Linked DNA regions of Mus musculus: region 2 is linked to region 1. Evidence: chromatin loops called from intact Hi-C (ENCODE). Cell type or tissue: left cerebral cortex. All regions are shown on one strand.

Region 1 (4,000 bases):
CTCTCTCTCTCTCTCTCTCTCTCTCTCTCTCTCTCTCTCTCTCTCCCTCTCTCTCTCTCTCTCTCCTGGAAGGCGTCGTGCACGCGTGCGTGTGGATGAGTGGAGGGGAAAGGAGTAATTTTTCCTCGGGCCACCCCTTTAGACTCGCGGATCGGCCACCCAAGGAAGGTGCAAGTGTGAGACCAGGATTGCCACCCCGTCGCCGGGCACTTAGCCAGCTGTTAGCGCCGCCTTTTCTGGGCCGCGCCCGCGGGTGACCTGCCCGGAGCCTCCGTGGAAACCAGCACTGCAGCCCTCCCTCCTTCCTTCTTTACCGCGTCGGCCGCTCATCCTCGATCCCAGGCCCTGACACTCAACCTCGGAGCGGGTAGGCGCGACGCTTCTCGTGCACTCACCACGGCTTACCTTACCCCGGGAGCGCGCCGGTCTCTCGTGGGGACAGTCCCTGGAGGTGGCGACGCGGAGGCGCGCCGGCGACTCACGGGCCGCGGCGGGGGTCGGAGGCGAGGCTCACCGCCCCCGCCACGGCCCCTCCCCTCCCCCCTCCCGCGGTCCCGCGCAGCCCAGTCTCCGCCCGAAGGCGGGTCTGCCATAAACAAACGCAGCTCGGTCACACGTGGACCGCGGAGCAACTGCGCCCCGCCACCGATCGCGGGCTCCGGACGACCGGACTAAGGAAGCCGGAACCGCCGGGGAGGGCAGGAAAGCGCACCGAGCTCAGGCTTGGCACTGGCCACTGCCACCTCGCTCCGCTCCCGCCCCATGGCTCCGCGGCGGCCGCCGCCGCTGCCGCCCTTGCCTTCCGAGGGCCCTCGCGGCAGCGGGTACAAGCCCTCCTTTAAGGACTAAACAGGGTCGGCGCCTGCTCGCCCGCCAACCACAGCCCCAGGAAGGTCGAGGCGGGAGATACTGGAGACCAGAAGGAAGAGCGAGCTGGGATCAGGTCCACACGGGACGGTCCAGCCTCCAGCCTCAGACAGAGAGGGGGGCTGCGCAGCTGGTTTGCGACGGACTCAGGGCTGGCGCCTTGCAGAAGACGTTGGGTGCTCCAGGCCGGTCTCCCGCACCTGCCCGAGCCCGGCACCCCGACTCACCTGACCCCTGGCGTCCCTGTCCCCATTCCGGCTGCCGCAGCCCAAGCGGGACTCCGCGGGCCTGGAGCGCAGCGAGGTCTAATATGCCCAGAGCCGAGGCGCGATGAAGGAGAAGTCCAAAAATGCGGCCAAAACCAGGAGGGAGAAGGAAAATGGCGAGTTTTACGAGCTGGCCAAGCTGCTCCCGCTGCCTTCGGCCATCACCTCGCAGCTGGACAAAGCGTCCATCATCCGACTCACCACCAGCTACCTGAAGATGCGCGCGGTCTTCCCGGAAGGTGAGGCTGCAGGTGGGCGTCCGAGGCGCGGGGGAGCTGAGCGGCCGGCTGCAGAAAGGAGGCTTCCGTGCGCGGAGAAGCCCGCGCGGCCTCCTGGCTACCGTGGCCGCGTCTGGGGAGGCCGCGCCGGGGCTTCGGCCCAGGCCTAAGCTAAGGCTGAGGGACAATCCAATCACGTATAAGCTCTGGGCAGAGTCGGGAAAACCAAGCGTTATTCCTGGGTTAGTGTTTGCCAAGCTGACACAGGCAGGCTAGTTCGTTCCGGTTGTTCTTTCCCCCTTTCCTTTCTTTCCTGGCCCTCTCCTCCTCTCCTTTCACTGGCTTCTCTTTCTTTCCTTCCTTCCATACCAGTCCATGCTGGTCTTCTCTCTCTCTCTCTCTCTCTCTCTCTCTCTCTCTCTCTCTCTCTCTCTCTCCCTCTTTCTCTTTCTTTCTCTCTCTCTATCTCTCCTTCTTCTTCTTCTTCTTCTTCTTCTTCTTCTTCTTCTTCTTCTTCTCCTTCTCCTTCTCCTTCTCCTTCTCCTTCTCCTTCTCCTTCTTCTTCTTCTTCTTCTTCTTTCTTCTCCTCCTCCTCCTGCTCTCTCTCCATTATAATTTTTTCCCTTCTCCTTACTTCTCTCTCGCCTCTGCTTTTGCTCCCCCCTCCTCCATTTCTCTCTTTTTCTGCTGGTGGACAAGGACTCGCTGCTCTATCCTCTCTGAGCTGCTGAATGCACAGGAAGGCCCGCGCACCGCAGGCCAACGCTGAGGCTCCGAGAGTTTGTGAGCAGATTCGAGTGAGAGACTCCTATATCGTTTTCCCCAACTTGCCTCCCTTTGCTCTGGGAAACGATGATACGGGCAGGAGGACAAGAAACTGGATAAGCTCGGACGCTGCCGTTAAGAGAAAAGGGATCATTTCAAAAGTGGCGGGTGGGCCTGAGTGTAACATCTCAGGATTTGAAAGCGCTACAGCGGGCAATTGTCACCGGGCCGCAGCTCTCCTGTGGACGCTGGTTTGTAGGAAATAGCGGCCTGCTGGATGGACACTCTCCAGCGGGTGACGGGCGGCTGGGTCAGGCACCGCAGTGAATCAGGTCTGGGGTCTGTGGCTGGGGCTGAGGGATTCTGACATTGTCAGAAAGCACCGGGCTCCGAGGCCTGTTGCCTCCAGCACCTCCAGGCTTTAGGGCTGGTAGTGCAGAGCAGGCCTCTCGGAAAGCCAGCGCCGCGGAAGGAAGACAGAGATTTGGAGAGTCGTTGCTCTGGTGGCGACAGGTGTCCCTGGGCCACAGGGCTTCTCCACCAGTGCTGTTGCGCGGGGTCAGTAAGCCCCCTCTGCGGCTGCCTCCCACGGCCTGTGTTTACTTTGTCTGAGTCTTAGCTGAATTTTCCTCCACCACAGTGGTGAAGCTCGGCTGTCTGGTCCGCGGGTGCCAGCCTCCAGTCCGGAGGGGCCCGGGAGTAAGCGCCGGCGAACTTAGAGCACCCGGGAGCTGAGGTAGCGAGAGGCGGTGGCTCGGCCCCTGCCCGGCAGGCCCACTTCGGGAGGGCCCTGCTCCAGCACCCTGCGGTCCTAAAGCATACCCAGCTGGGCCCAAGGGACGTTCCTCGGGGTTTCTCCCCCTGCGCTGAAAGTTCTTGGTCCTGGCTCCCTGCTGTCAGGACCCCTGGGTCTGAGAAGGAGAGATGATTTGCTGCTGTCTGAAGTTTCCGTGGAAGGTTAAAATATGGAATTAGGTTTTACAACAGCAGCAACTTTTCGTTGGTTTCTTTTCCACCCGGAAGAGTGGTGTTAGCCGATGTTCTACAAGGAGCCTTCCTATCCGCTTGCTACAAAATAGGCTTCGAGATCAGGCCTCCTGCCTTGAGGAGGTTTTAAAACCCTCCTGGGTTTTAAAAATAAAAATTATCAGAAGAGTAAACGGTATGTTGTCAGTTATTTCAAACAAACCAGAGATTAACTGGCGGGGGAGGACTGCGGGTAAAGGACTAAGTAAGCTATTCTTGTTTGGGAGCTAGCCAGCAAATAAGGACACTGCTGTGTGTATAGCACAGTAGCCATTTAAATAAGCTCTCAGTCTGGTGTGTATAAGAAGGCACTTGGCTGCGTTCTGGGTTCCTGCGGGAGTGGGCCTTCTGTGGGCACTGCCCTGAGCAAGCGTCCCCAGTGCATTGCTCAGACGCTGCCCAATTGGGGGTGGGGTGGGGGAGGGCACCTCTGCTTCATAGAAGGTGACTCTAAAGCTTGATACTCCTTGAAGGGGTCAGCCTGGTACCATTTAGCTCTAGAAATGGCTCCGAAATTGTGAGGCCAGCAAAAGGAAGGAGGCAATGCCTTAACTCCGACACCCCTTCCTAGCAATGCTGTCACAGGAATGCTTCGGAGAAAGGGTAGCCTAGGTAGGGTGTAAGGAACTCACTGCTCAATCACTTGGCACGGTGGCACCCGTTCTCACGCTGTCTGGGGCAGTCTTTGTCTTTGGAAGTAGCTCTGTTATGCAAAATAATGTACTCCCTTCTCCAGAGGTGTTCTTGTAATTGATTTAACCTGTTTTGGGGAAACCAGGGTCAGGGTCGGCTGAGGACGGTTGCTTTGAAGTCAAACCAAGACCATGGCTCTCAGGGTCTTAGTGGCCAGGGCAGTAC
Region 2 (4,000 bases), 150 kb before region 1:
GGTGTTCTCACAGCACCAGAGGCTGGTTGCAGAACCCGAGGGTCACCAAGGCTTAGCAGGAGGACGGAGCTGAGCCCAGAGCCTGCCCCAGCTGCAAACAGAGCTGCTTTCCCGGTTGAGGCAGAGAATCAGAGCTCCCTGTTCATTCACAGTGTTTATTTCCCTTTTGGAGTCGCCTTGGGGCAAGCCAGGCTAGGTTTTCATAGTTGTATTTGCCTTGGCTTGGTCGCAGACTTCCCCCTTTGAAGTCTGTTTATTGAGAGTTCGCACACAGCCCCATATGCAGGAGCCATACAGCAGGTCTAAAGCCAGGGCTGGACAAGTGAATGAGATCTTGGGAAGGCAGAGTCAGTCTTCCTCATATGACCCTCAGCCTGCAGCTAACCTGCTGTCAGTCATAAGGTCACGTGTGCAGCCTCAGACGCCCAAGAACTGACACATCCCAACACATTCTATTCTCTCAGGTCCAAATTTACAGCCATACTTTTTCCCTATGTGATATCCATCCATCCATCCATCTATCCATCCATCCATCCATCCATCCATCCACTATGACATGTCCTCATGTAGCTCATGAGAACCTCAAATTCATTATGTAGTTGATGATGACCTTAAACTTCTGGCCCTCCTGCCTCTACCTCCTGGGATTACAGGCTTGTACCATCATATCTGGATTATGAATCAGATGTGAGGATTTGTGCAATAAAGGCAAGGAACAGCCAGAACAACTCTGTAGTGCCAGGCTCAGTCCTGGAGTGGGCAGAGTCCACTCAGCCAAGAAGAGGGATTCCAAGGAGATGCTATCCTCCATCTCCTGGTTTGCAGAGTTGAGCATTTCTGGGGCACCGTGTGAATCCTATGGCTCTCACGTTCTAATTGCATTCATTTCTAGTGATACTGCATGGCTGGGATTTCTAGAAGCGATCACATCGTTTGACTGTGCATTTAGGAGCTGACCCCGCTGATAATCATGGCTTCTGTTTGTCTCTTAGGTAGTTTCTTGAGAGTACCAGGTCCCCGAGTTAGATCACTAGGACTATATAGAAAGTCAAGTATGGTAGTGTGTGCTTGTAGCTAGCTCACTGCAGCCCAGCAGCAGGCCAGGTCAGTGAGAGACCCTGTTTCAAAAAGGAGACGGGGAGGAGGAGGAGGAGAAGGAAGAGGAGGATGAAGAAGAGGAGGAAGGGGGGAGGGAGGGAAACACGTACAAAATATTTTGTATGAAGTCACCAAAGAATTAGTAAAAACATTTTCACAAAAGGTTGATGACCTCTGAAGAATGATATGCATGATGGTCCTCTGGCTCCCACTGTCATGTACACACACACACACACACACACACACACACACACAAACTCACACACACACACCCACACACACACCTGTGCACACACACGTAGTAGGTTTTCTGTCCATAAATACTTTACTCATAAGAAATAAAAGTTGTCTACTTTTTCATGTTTTGAGACAGCGATTCAAATAGGTCAGGCTGGCCTCAAGCGCACTGTGCACTTAGGAGGCAGACTCACTGTGCACTTAGGAGGCAGTTCAATTCCTAAACCTCCTGCCTCCACCTCCCACCACTGAACTTTTAAATCATGTTTCCCACTAAGTATTTAGCAGAAATGCCTAGTCACTCAAATGCCATCTACACACCTGGCATGAATCTGACCATAAAGCAGGAGAGAGGTCACACCAGCACACAGTAGGTTCCTTGGAATGTGTGAGCCTCACTTCTAGACTAGATGTCAGATTTCTGGGAAGTGTGTTCTGGGGAATGAACATTTAGGAAATTCTATGGGTGACTCTCACATGCAGTCAGGGTTTCCTTGTCAGGTGAGTAACACTCCCCCAGCCAAATGGTAGGGGCTTTAAGGCCAAGCGAAGCCCCAAAGCGATGGATCTGTAAACGCACAAACACCGATGGATCACACACACACACACACACACACACACACACACACACACCCGCTGTGTTGTGCACCACAATCAAGAGCTTGCATGTGATGGAACAAAGACATGTGCAATGAATAACACACAATGCATCAATAAGCTCTGGACACCAGGTGGCTATTCAAGTAACTGTCCCTGAAAAATGAATGGATGGTGCCCACAAAGTAGTAAATTTGTACTTGGTGAAACTGAGGCGCCAGTTGGATGAAGGGTCTACAATAAAGGAAATAATTTAAACTGTGACATGCCATCTGTTATGGATATGGCACAATAAAAAAAAACCCCACTAACGACAGGGAAAATGAATGAATGGAAAGTGAATTTATAGCATTTAAATGGGGCTTTACCTGTCTCCTTGTCGCCAACGTTAAACCACTGATGTCCACTGGGTGGCGCTGTGATCTGCTCTTTCAGAATCCAAAAGGAACTCTGAAAGCCAAGTTCTGGAAAAATACTGTTGCCCCCTTTAATCAACAAAAGACTTTAAAGCTTCATAATTTGAGGTGCCGTGGCATGTTGCTTTTCTGCGTTATAGCCTATCCGAAATATCTCGCTAGGCACGAGCTTATTTAGGAAGTGAATCGAAAGGCCGGTAGAGAACACGTGCTTCCTTTTATCTGCACTCCCGAGTGGACACAGCAGTTGCATTTCACAGAATGACAGAGGCGGCTGTGCAGAGGGATCCGGACCAATGACCAGAAAAGGCCGATGCTTGATTTGAACGAAACAGAGTAATATTAAATGGAAATGTGGTGTTTTCTGGCCCATTCTGCCTACCCTTTGCAGACTTGTTAAAGGCAAGCTAAGGGTAAAGGAACCTGGTAAGTTGAATTTAAACACCAGCCCCATGTTAACTCTGCGTGTTGGCTCTCGCAGGACTCAAAACCTAGCTTTCTCCTGTCAGGTGTATATAGCCCCCTTGGTTGAATGATGTAGGCTTTAGGGGAAAATGAAAACCTGGAAGCTTCCAGAGATATGCTTAGAGTCACAGCTCAGCTCTAGTTAGCTCCACTGCGCTGGGGCAAACATTGGGAGGAAGCGCTTACAACATCCATAGCAAATGAGCAAAGTTATGCCAAATCTAATGAGAAGAAATCGGGGACTAGGAGATACAGAGCCTCTGCTTAGCCTCTGAGAAGCCCTGATCTTATGCCCAACACAGACATACACACATACACTTACATACTCATACCCACACACACACACACACACACACACACACTGTCTCACACACTCACACATACCATACACACTCATACATACCATACACACTCACACACTTATACCACACACACATTCACACACATATCCTCACACGCCCAAAACACACTATCACACAAAACACACACTCACTGGCACACATTCACACACATATACTCACACATACCATACACACTCACACACTTATACACTCACACACACACATTCACACACATATACTCACACACACAAAACACACTCTCACACACACAGACACACATTCACATACATTCGCACACAGAGGCACACAACACATGTGGGTATACACATACACACGCACACCCCCCAATATAAAACAACAATTCTATTTCTGTGTATTTTTGTTTGTTTAAATAATGGAGTAAATACGTATTTTGTTCAGCTCTTCAAAGAAAAATAACTTCCAACATGCTAAGTTATAATCACTGATACCGATAACAATATCACAACAAAATATTTCCCTTCTTTGTGTGTGTGTGGCATAGATATGTGTGTGTACATACGGATGTTGGTGTATGTATGTGTTCATATGGGTGTGTTCATATGGGTGTCTCCACCAGAGGTCGATGTCAGGAGTCTTTCTTAGTTTCTGAGGCAGGGTCTCTCACTGAACTGGAAGCCCATCTATTCTGCTAAGCTAGCTGGTCAGTGGGCTTCATGGGTCTATTGGTCTCTGCCTTCCAACGTTAGGGAAATAGGTGTGTGTTAGGGGCCCAAAACTTCCATGGAGAAAGCCCAGGGCAACTGCCTGAGTGTTTAATTTCAACATAGAAACAAAACAGGAGGAAAAGAGTCTGTTGTTGACCTG

The links. Peaks named below come from ENCODE experiments on the same cell type or tissue, not always from the same donor. Only the 100,000 strongest peaks of a DNase experiment are listed, where the experiment ranks them.
Region 2: a loop joins it to region 1, with 2.8 times the contacts of the local background. A loop is called at or near these places in 1 of 42 quality-filtered maps.

The regions. Positions count from the first base shown.
Region 1 is chr16:94,084,619-94,088,618 of GRCm38, forward strand. It overlaps Sim2 (single-minded family bHLH transcription factor 2), which reads left to right and starts at 642. Exons shown (of 11, transcript NM_011377.2): 1 at 642-1,372. The coding sequence starts at 1,198. Gm31175 (a long non-coding RNA gene) reads right to left here and starts at 526. Exons shown (of 6, transcript XR_876272.2): 1 at 406-526. In left cerebral cortex, no CTCF peak of the experiment used is centred here; DNase peaks (open chromatin) are centred at 2,418 and 2,502.
Region 2 is chr16:93,936,135-93,940,134 of GRCm38, forward strand. All of the region lies in intron 1 of Gm31012 (a long non-coding RNA gene), which reads left to right. It also overlaps a transcript of Cldn14 not described here. Among named protein-coding and RNA genes, the nearest start is that of Cldn14, 8.6 kb to the left of the region's middle. In left cerebral cortex, a CTCF peak has its summit at 2,342 (motif pointing right); DNase peaks (open chromatin) are centred at 165 and 2,343; H3K4me3 peaks cover 282 bases.